2 separate regions of the Homo sapiens genome follow, and region 1 is linked to region 2. Evidence: chromatin loops called from intact Hi-C (ENCODE). Cell type or tissue: CD4-positive, alpha-beta T cell. All regions are shown on one strand. Links, peaks and the distances in the headings refer to the core of each region. The heading gives the core; the rest is flanking DNA. Region 1 overlaps LOC101928334 (a long non-coding RNA gene). Region 2 has its middle 86 kb from the start of DPH5-DT.

The links. A loop is a pair of places that touch in the nucleus more often than their neighbours do. Peaks named below come from ENCODE experiments on the same cell type or tissue, not always from the same donor. Only the 100,000 strongest peaks of a DNase experiment are listed, where the experiment ranks them.
Region 1: a loop joins it to region 2, with 4 times the contacts of the local background. A loop is called at or near these places in 5 of 110 quality-filtered maps.

Annotation. Positions count from the first base shown.
Region 1 is chr1:101,176,239-101,181,624 of GRCh38, reverse strand. It overlaps LOC101928334 (a long non-coding RNA gene), which reads right to left. Exons shown (of 4, transcript XR_426738.4): 4 at 5,070-5,386. Among named protein-coding and RNA genes, the nearest start is that of S1PR1-DT, 58 kb to the left of the region's middle. In CD4-positive, alpha-beta T cell, for the core only: no CTCF peak of the experiment used is centred there; DNase peaks (open chromatin) are centred at 2,274 and 2,644; H3K4me3 peaks cover 365 bases; H3K27ac peaks cover 1,396 bases.
Region 2 is chr1:101,109,460-101,114,845 of GRCh38, reverse strand. No RefSeq gene overlaps it. Among named protein-coding and RNA genes, the nearest start is that of DPH5-DT, 86 kb to the right of the region's middle. In CD4-positive, alpha-beta T cell, for the core only: no CTCF peak of the experiment used is centred there; DNase peaks (open chromatin) are centred at 2,245 and 2,625; H3K27ac peaks cover 2,876 bases.

The sequences.
Region 1 (5,386 bases), core at 174-5,173, 67 kb before region 2:
TAGGTACTCTATTAATACTAACTGAATAAATGAACAAATCTGAGGATTAAGGAGCACTGCAAAGAGCAAAGACCCTTCCCAACACATCTAATTTGGCATATTCTAAGATTTTGTGGCAGTATGATGTTGAGGAAAGGACTTCAGGCCCCATCATCAGTCAGTGCCCAGTTAGTCAATCCCAGCTCAATCACATTTCAGCTGTGTGAGCATGGATACATTAATTAAACTCTCTAAGTTCTAATATTTAAAGTCAATAATGACAATGGCAATGTTAGTAGTAGTAAGAGTATCTTTCCTATAGGCTGTCCGGAGGGTTCAATGAAATAGTCTATATAAAGGATTTATCATAGAGCCTGGAATATAGTGAGGCATCAGTAAGTTACTAGATATAGATCCTATTAATATTTGACCTTTTGCTGGTATTTAAGTTCTTTAAATTTAAGGTAAATTTAAGTACTAAAATTTAAGGTATTTAAGTTCTTAAAATACCTTTAAAAAGAGAAGAATGTTAGAAAAAGACTTTTTTATATTTGCTCTTAAAAATGCATCAAAATAGTAATCTTAGAAAAAATTAGAAACTTGTTGGATTTCCCTACACTTACTTTACAGTTTAGAATTTATTTTTATTTTGCATTATATATGGGAGATGGAAGACAGTGTTATCTTCTCTTTACTTATGATCTTCTAAATTTTTTATTTATTTGTTTGTGTAGATATGTATGTATGTATGTGTGTATTTATTTATTTATTTTGAGACAGAGTCGTGCCCTGTCACCCAGGCTGGAGAGCAGTGGTGGGATCTCGGCTCACTGCAACCTCCACCTACAAGGCTTAAGTGATTCTTGCACCTCAGTCTCCTGAGTGGCAGGATTACAGGCACATACCACAAGGCCTGGCTAATTTTTTGTAGTTTTAGTAGAGACAGGGCATCACCATATTGGCCAGGCTGGTTTCGAACTCCTTGCCTCAAGAGATTCACCCACCTTGGCCTCCCAAAGTGTTGGGATTACAGGCGTGAGCCACCGCACCCAGCCTGATCTTCTAATGATTTCTTTATATACTTATTTATTTTATTTGTTATATATTTTTTTGAGACAGGGTCTCGCTCTGTCACTGAGGCTGGAGGGCAGTGATGTGATCATGGCTCACTGCAGTCTCGACCTTCTGGGTTCAAGCAATCCTCCTGCCCTAGCCTCCCAAGTAGCAGGACAACAGGTGTGAACCACTACGCCTGGCTAGTTTTTTAATTTTTTTGTAGAGGCAGGGTCTCACTTTGTTGCCCAGGCTAGTTTCAAACTCCTGGGCTCAAGTGATCCTCCCAAAGTGCTGGGATTACAGGTGTGAGCCACTGCACTTGGCTTTCTAATGTTTTAAATAAGGTCTGCTTCTGAACTCTCCACTCATACCACCTAGAAGTGTACAACTTGGCAATACTGATCTACGTGTAACTTACAAATAGTGGGGTGATGCTTTCGCCTATGTATGAAATGCCTTTTCCTACATTAGGAAATTTCTACTTCAGTATGAACTGGCTAATTGGCTCAAAAGTCACCTCCTGAACAAAACCTTCTCTTACTTCTTCCATGCTACTCCTGAATTCCCATTTTTACTATGACACCATTTACATGCCCAGGCTGTTGTTCTAACCCCGTTGCATTATATTTCCCCATTAGACTGTAAGCTTCTTGAGCAGTTTTTCACCTTTTGTATCTTGCACATTTGGCCACTCGATAAATGTTTGTTGAGTTGATTTGAATTAGAAGAAAATCACCAGATCTCTTCAGAAAGACACAAATAATGACTGGTTTAGGTAATCTAATGGTCTCAAAGAACACAGTACAAAATTGAATAAGTTGGAAGCCAAATATTTATTATTTGCTACTCTTTCATTTTTAATTGAAATATAACACTCACACAGAAAAGTGCCCCAAATTAGTGTATTACTCAATGAATCATCCCAAAATGCATAATTGATCATTAACAAAGTCAAGAAATAGAACATTGTCAGAAGCTCCTCCCATGTACATTTAAGCATCAATTTTTGTAGAGTATTTTCCTTTACACCAGAGACCTTATCTGAGCCTTTCAAAGTTATTCATTTCAAAGTATTCATTTCAAAGAAATGAATACTTGTCCACCCGGCTTTCATTATGGTCTATCGTGGTAGTTGATTGCCAGCCACTGTCACTGACGTGTATTTTCAAATCTTGTCATCTTTGTGAAGAAATATAGACATTTGGCACTCCACTTCTATGTCTTTATGACTCTTGTTTCCACGGGGCCCTACTTCTTCCTTTGTCTCCTTTTATTGTGTGTTCTTTAACCCCACACTCTTCCTCAATGAAACACTTTACCCACTTCCTGTCAACCATCTGACCTCGCTTCTCCTTATAACTCCTCCACTATTGAAAGCTTTTGAAAAACTCCAAAAGGAATTGAATTTTTGATGAGGACTTAAAATAAGATACAAATGTGATTTCTTCATTTGTTCAGACTGCAAAAGTTAAGGGAAATTAAAATATGAAGACGGGTCTATAACAGAGTAGAAAAGATGACAAATTTAGAGAAAATGATTTACTTTTCTGCGTGACAGGCAGAAGAATATAAAGAAACTGAAACCACTGGCAACCTCAAAAGGGTTAATTTTAAGAGTTGTACTCAGGAGACTTATGTCACAGTGATGGAAACAATGCTGCTACAGAAAGCTTCAAAGGTGCAAGTAACTGAAAATGCTATTTATTAGTCAGTTTAGAAGGAAGAAAATTAATAATCACAAGAACTGACTACTTCTCTGGAAATGTCTCATTTCTTTCTATGTCACTGTAAGTTAGCTTTCTCTTTTTTATTATTCTTAACGGTTCTTTCCATTTCTTGTCAGTGTCATGTCATTTGAAGAACTGATATTTGCTGAGATTTGTGAGTATAAGCCATTGCATGCAGGGAGTAAAAGTCTTCTCTTAAATCTTAATGAGGGCTGGGCACAGTGATTCATACATATAATACCAGCACTTTGGAGGCCAAGTGCTCCCAAAGCACTTGGCAGGAGGATCACTAGAGTCCAGGAGTTTGAGGCCGGCCTGGGCAACATAGGGAGAGCCTGTCTGTACCAAAATAATAAAAAACATTAGCTGGGTGTGGTGATGCACCTGTGGTCCTAGCTACTCAGGAGGCTGAGGAGCTACTCAGGAGGCTGAGACAGGTGATGCACCTGTGGTCCTAGCTACTCAGGGAGGATCACTTGACCCCAAGAGGTCAAGGCTGCAGTGAGCCTTGAAAAGATTAGGATCTTTCCATGGCACTCCAGCCTAGGGGAACAGAGTGAGGCCATCTAAAAAAAAAAAAATCCAAAAAAAAAAACCTTAGGCCAGGAGTGGTGGCTCACGCCTGTAATCCCAGCACTTTGGGAGGCCGAGGCAGGAGGATCACGAGGTCAGGAGATCGAGGCCATCCTGGCCAACGTGGTGAAACCCCATCTGTACTAAAACTACAAAAAATTAGCTGGGCATGGTGGCACATGCCTGTAGTCCCAGCCACTCGGGAGGCTGAAGCAGGAGAATCACTTGAACCCGAGAAGCGGAGGTTGCAGTGAGCTGAGATCGCACCACTGCATTCCAGCCTGGCGACAGAGGGAGACTCCGTCACAAACAAACAAACAAATCTTAATGAGATGCCTCTAATTATATTTTGAACTTAAAAAAATGTCCTGGTATATACGCTTCAGCTATTATATATAATGGCAATGCCCAACCTTTTTGGCACCAGGGACTGGTTTTGTAGAAGACAATTTTTCCACAGAGTGGGTTGGGGGAATGGTTTCAGGATGAAACCGTTCCACCTCAGATGATCAGGCATTAGATTCTCATAAGGAGAGCACAAACTAGATCTCTCGCATGCGCAGTTCACAATAGAGTTCCTGCTGCTATGAAAATCTAATGTCGCCCCTGATCTGACAGGAGGCAGAGCTCAGGCAATAATGCTGTCTCTCCCACCACTCACCTCCCACTGTGCTGCATGGTTCCTAACAGGCACTGACTGGTACCCATCTGTGGCCTGGGGGTTGGAGACCCCTGCTCGAGACTGTATTAATAAAAAGCCATTAAAAACCACATGACAAAAAGAGGAGATCTTTTCAGAAAGATTAAATTTTCCCATTTCTGTTTTAATATTTAGGGGAAAGATTTAAATCAGAAAGATCTTATGCACAAATAACCAGTAATGTTATTAAGACTAAGCTACATCATAAAAAAGTCCATAATACTATGCAGCCATAAAAAGCAACAAGATCATGTTGTTTGCAGGGACATGGATGGAGCTGGAAGCTGTTATTCTCAGCAAACTAATGCAGGAACAGAAAACCAAACATCGCATGTTCTCACTTATAAGTGGGAGCTGAAGGATGGGAACACATGGATATATGGTGCGGGGGAACAATACACGCAGGGGCCTGTGTTGGGGTAAAGGTTGGGGGAGAGCATCAGGGAAGAATAGCTAATGGGTGACAGACTTAATACCTAGGGGATGGGTTGATCTGTGCAGCCAACAAACATGACACACATTTACCTATGTAACAAACCTGCATATCCTGCATATGTACCCTGGGACATAAAATAAAAGTTGATGGAAAAAAAAATAAAAGAAATTCTATAATGTTTCTATGGTGTATGGTTAAGGAAGGCAAGTAAGACTCAAATTACAAGAATTAAATGGAAAGAATACAACATAAACACCCTTTTATCAAGTGAGCATCTACATATTATTTGTCTAGAACTATGGTATGAGCTTTAAGGCTGGACGTGGTGGCTCACGCCTGTAATCCCAGCACTTTGGGAGGCCAAGGCAGGCAGATCACCTGAGGTCAGGAGTTCAGGACCAGCCTGGCCAACATGGTGAAAACCCATCTCTACCAAAATACAAAAATTAGCCGGGTGTGGTGTCACATGCCTGTCGTCCCTGCTACTCAGGAGGCAGAGGCAGGAGAATCACTTGAACCCAGGAGGTGGAGGCTGCAGTAAGCCAAGAACGTGCCACTGCACTCCAGCCTGGGTGACAGAGCAAGACTCTCTCCCCCCCAAAAAAAAAAAAAAAAAAGAACTATGGTACTTTAGGAATACAAAAGAACCGTAATAAATGTTTCCTGTCCTGAGAAACAAACACTGATGTAAAAGATGTGTCTTCCCAAGTAACTATAGATAATAAAATCTTTAATTACATAGTACAGGCAATAAATGCAAGTCTGGAACACTATATATGTTAAATAGTCAGGTTATTTATTTTTGAAAATAATTTTGAAAATTGAACTGGGAATTCCTTTTCTCAAATGCTTACAGAATTATCCTCCCAGCAAGAGAACTTTTATAAAATAAAACTGCTATTACTATAAAATTCC
Region 2 (5,386 bases), core at 117-5,116:
AACAAAATATACATGTATATACATATATGTAAATACAAATATATAAATGTATGTGTGTATACATATAGGAAGAAGGAAAGATAGCTAATTTTGTACTGGATAGTTTACTGTACTCTTTATATTGTTACAACAGACATTCATTACTTTTGTGTGTTTTTTTCTTGATAACAATGGTATTTATTTTTATTTTTATTTATTTTATTTTTTTAAATTATACTTTAAGTTCCAGGGCACATGTGCACAATGTGTTGGTTGGTTACATATGTATACATGTGCCATGTTGGTGTGCTACACCCATTAACTTGTCATTTACATTAGTTATTTCTCTTAATGCTATCCCTCCCCACCCCCCACCCCACAACAGGCCCTGGTGTGTGATGTTCCCTGCCCTGTGTCCAAGTGTTCTCATTGTTCAATTCCCACCTATGAGTGAGAACATGCGGTGTTTGGTTTTCTGTTCTTGCAATAGTTTGCTCAAAATGATGGTTTCCAGCTTCATCCATGTCCCTACAAAGGACATGAACTCATCCTTTTTAGGGCTGCATAGTATTCCATGGTGTATATGTGCCACATTTTCTTAATCCAGTCCATCACTGATGGACATTTGGGTTGGTTCCAAGTCTTTGCTATTGTGAATAGTGCCACAATAAACATACGTGTGCATGTGTCTTTATAGTAGCATGATTTATAATTCTTTGGGTATATACCCAGTAATGGTATCCCTAGGTCAAATGGTATTTCTAGTTCTAGATCCTTGAGGAATCGCTACACTGTCTTCCACAATGGTTGAACTAGTTTACACTCCCACCAACAGTGCAAAAGTGTTCCTATTTCTCTACATCCTCTCCAGCACCTGTTGTTTCCTGACTTTTTATGATTGCCATTCTAACTTGTGTGAGATGATATCTCATTGTGGTTGTGATTTGCATTTCTCTGATGACCAGTGATGATGAGCATTTGTTCATGTGTCTGGTGGCTGCATAAATGTCTTCTTTTGAGAAGTGTCTGTTCATATCCTTCGCCCACTTTTTGATGGGGTTATTTGATTTTTTTTTCTTGTAAATTTGTTTAAGTTCTTTGTAGATTCTGGATATTAGCCCTTTGTCAGATGGGTAGGTTGCAAAAATTTTCTCCCATTCTGTAGGTTGGCTGTTCACTCTGATGGTAGTTTCTTTTGCTGTGCAGAAGGTCTTTAGTTTAATTAGATCCCATTTGTCAATTTTGGCTTTTGTTGCCATTGCTTTTGGTGTTTTAGTCATGAAGTCCTTGCCCATGCCTATGTCCTGAATGGTATTGCCAAGGTTTTCTTCTAGGGTTTTTATGGTTTTAGGTCTGACATTGAAGTCTTTAATCCATCTCAAATTAATTTTTGTATAAGGTGTAAGGAAGGGATGCAATTTCAGCTTTCTACATATAGCTAACCAGTTTTCCCAGCACCGTTTATTAAATAGGGAATCCTTTCCCCATTTCTTGTTTTTGTCAGGTTTGTCAAAGATCAGATAGTTGTAGATGTGTGGTGTTATTTCTGAGGCCTCTGTTCTGTTCCATTGGTCTATAGCTCTGCTTTGGTACCAGTACCATGCTGTTTTGGTTACTCTAGCCTTTTAGTATAGTTTGAAGTCAGGTAGCATGAAGCCTCCAGCTTTGTTCTTTTTGCTTAGGATTGTCTTGGCAATGTGAGCTCTTTTTTGGTTCCATATGAACTTTAAAGTAGTTTTTTTCCAATTCTGTGAAGAAAGTCATTGGTAAATACATATATGTATGAATATATGATATACATATATGTAAATACAAATATATAAATGTATGTGTGTATACATATGGGAAGAAGGAAAGACAGCTAATTTGTTACTGGATAGTTCACTGTACTCTTTGTATTGTTACAACAGACATTCATTACTTTTGTGTTTTTAAGTTCATTTTAGCATTTAAAAAAAAAAGCTGTGGAAGAAAATAAGTGAGAGAGGAAAGAAAAGGTCCAAAGACATTCAGCACAAATCTAAGAGTTAGAGTGGAAAAGAGGACTGAAAGATATTTGCGAGTTAACAACAGTAAAGAGAAGAGTGCATAGATAGTTGGTGTTGAAGACTTTAAAAAAGACTGATAAAATGATTACCTGAAAGTGGCCAATGAGGTTGGGAGATGGGCAAGCTTTGATTAAGCAGTTTGTTGAGAGCAGGGCCAGATTGCATTTGCTGAAGCATGAAATTAAAATGAGGCCACAGAAGCAGCAGTGCAGTTAGTTACCAAGGAAAGAGTTTGAGGCAAAGGGAAACAGAGCACACTTGTAATCTAAGTCTGGAGAGCTAGTGTTCTGATAAAGATTAAAAATGCAGAAGGAAAAGGGTGTAACTGTGCTGCTTCATCAGATATATTTAAATTTATTTTAAAAAGGAATCAATACTGTATGCACATTTATATTTGATTTCAAAAACAAATGTGCTTTTGCCAACAGTTACATTTGATTACAAAGAATTACATTTGGGGGCTCTTACAACTAATTTTTAATTCCCAACTTTGCCATTTTCAGACAAAAACAGGAACCGGAAAGAAGTGGCTGGGCAGGCTGTCTGTGGTGTGACGCACGCTGCTGGCCCAGACAGCTGTAGTAGATGTTGTCTTGGTTCTCATGAAATGCAGTCTTCTAACGTTGGATCAAACACCCTTGATTGTTCAAAGTGACCGAAAGTGTTAGAATAAACCACAACAACTAAATCCGTTGGCAGTAGTGTAACTCCACCCAAAGGTGGGTTCTAACATACTACAAGTGAACACTATAGTTACATGTATTGTACACCTCTTTGGTACAGAAGTTAGACTATTTTTATGCAAGTTGTTTGCACACACACACACAAGAGAAAAATGTGTCATTTTAACATATATCTGATTATGCATTTAGGGATAATGCAAGACAATGTTTAGTTGTTAAACAGTTTCCTTCCTCATTATCCATCAGAAACATATCAACAGTGGCATGTGGTTAGAAAATGTTTGTTAACATTAAATTGTGATTGTTAACATTAGCCTAAAAAGGGCAAAACTATGGGATATCCTTCCTAGGAGAGATGGCAGAGCAGGAAGGCAGAAAATACATTGTAAACCTGCACGTGACTTTAGATTATCTGTGAAACTACATTTAGATTATTTGTCATTATACATAATGCTAGCAGAAGGCTGACTATATTTAACACAAAGTTACCCTATCAAAATACCTTCCCAAAATAGATCAACCTTACTTTGCCATGTTGAATTACAAGACTATAGAAATTACAAGCTGTTGCCATAGCCCTTTTGGTATTCATGGAACTATAAGAAAATGTATCCCCAAAATAAACTGTCTAAATTTCATAATGGGCATCTTCTATGGTAGTCTTACCTTTGGTTGGAGTTTAGAGTATGTAACAGTATAAAGAAATAAGGTTGGAAAAGATAGGATAGGGCGGGTTACGGAGAGCCTCGGATGAAGTATTTAATATTCTTGGTTTGTCAGGCACTCGGTGTTACCTTTATGACTGCATTTCCCTTTGCTTTGTTACTATTGGGCCAGTGTTCAATTGACATATTTATTTTATTATCCTGTAATTATCACTCATGGAACTATCTTTCCTTCCCAGATTATAAGCAATTGGAAGAGCAGGGGAAACTTCTTTATTCTGAAATATTTTATTCTAGAGCCTAGCATAGTGATTGGTGATCAGAAAGAGCTCAATAAAGGCCAAAAGAAATAAATGAAAGGAAGAAGGCATGCATGTGTGGACTCATGTGGTATGTGTATACTAGGCTATGAAAAGCGGCATTAAAACAAAGAGATGTTTTCAGATAAAATTGTCAGGGTGGTACTCTGGACTCTCTCCCGTGACTCTTTTATTTCTCTCGTGAAATTAGGCTGATATTTATCATGGCACTGCCTTATACATCTCTCCCTACCTTTAGGCCTGACCCCTCAAAGCAGTGTGGGACATAAGAACCAACACTGAAGCATAGTCTGGGGGGTCAAAGGCTGGCTCAGAATGTAGTCACTTGAGATAAAATGGCAAGAAGAAGACGGAATAAACTGTGTGTAAGGAGGAACACTGAGGCTCACAGGTGAATGGACCAAATCCACGGTGAGGTGTTTCCGAGGCAAGTTCTAGGCTAGAAATGGGAGCAGAAGGCAGAGTTTGTAGTCTAGGTATGCAATGAGGAAATAATAATTGGGGAAAACAAGGGAGAAGAGGTTTTAGAATCTGGGATTGATAAGGGCTACTTTCCTGAAGTTCCTCCATTTTGAGTGCAGCTTGGGTAAAAGGCAGGACACAGTCAGGGTACAAAGGCACTCCCTCAGCTTGACTTCTGGAGTTTTCTACAGTCTCATCTTTGTCTACATGCTCTATTCAATGATGCATGCTTCATTCATTTATTAAACAATCATGTTTCATTGCCTATGGTGAACCAGGCACTAAATGCATGTGTTAAGGGGAGAAAACACAACTGTAAACGAGCAACAGTCCCAGCACTCAAGAAGCTTCCAGTCCAAAAGGAAAAACAGACATATAAACAAATAATGAGTATGGAAGCGATCTAGGGAAGTATGTACAGGTGCTATGGGAGCTCAGAGGAAATCTTTGCTTGAGTCTACTTGGGAAGGTGGTGGTTGATATGGGAAGGTCTTCAGGGAAAATTCAGTAAAACTGAAACTGGAAGTTTGGAGTAGAAGTTTACCAAGCAAACAAGAAGGACAGCAGTGATTGAAGCAGGTAGAAAGATTAACTAAACAGCAACATATTAAAAGCTAAGTTACATGAAAATGGAGGATATATTCAGAATTTAGGTAGCCCAGATAAAATGGGAATAAGTCGTGAGATATATGGCTGACACTGCAATTAATGGCCTACACTTGATATCCTATGGTGAGGCAGGGTGAGGGTAGAAGGCCATACAGATTTGTCCCCTTTTGTGAAGCCTAGCAGGCATCTTTCACCAGTGGGTCCTTTTCACCTGCACCTTTGTGCATCAGCACCTAACTCTTTTGCAAGATAGGTGATCCTACATTATATGAGCAGACCACCAGATGGTTACAAGTTTCTGATACCCAGGATGGCCCGGGAAAGAGAACAGAAGCCCCATATTCCTGATGTAGCTTCCCCCATCTCCAGCCAATCAGCACCAAAAGCCCAAGAAGCTATTAGCTACAAATTCCTGCCTGGAGGTTGGGGGACAGGGACTTCTCCAGGATCCCACATATGCAACAAGTGTCAAGTTTTAGCTTATATTAATAGTAACATTTTCCTCATTTTAATAGTAAAAAAGACAGCCCTAGGTGGAGATTTTATTTGCTAATGTTACATGTGATACCTGTTAAAGCATGTAGATACTGAGTACATGTGCCAGCTGCAGGTCTACCTTT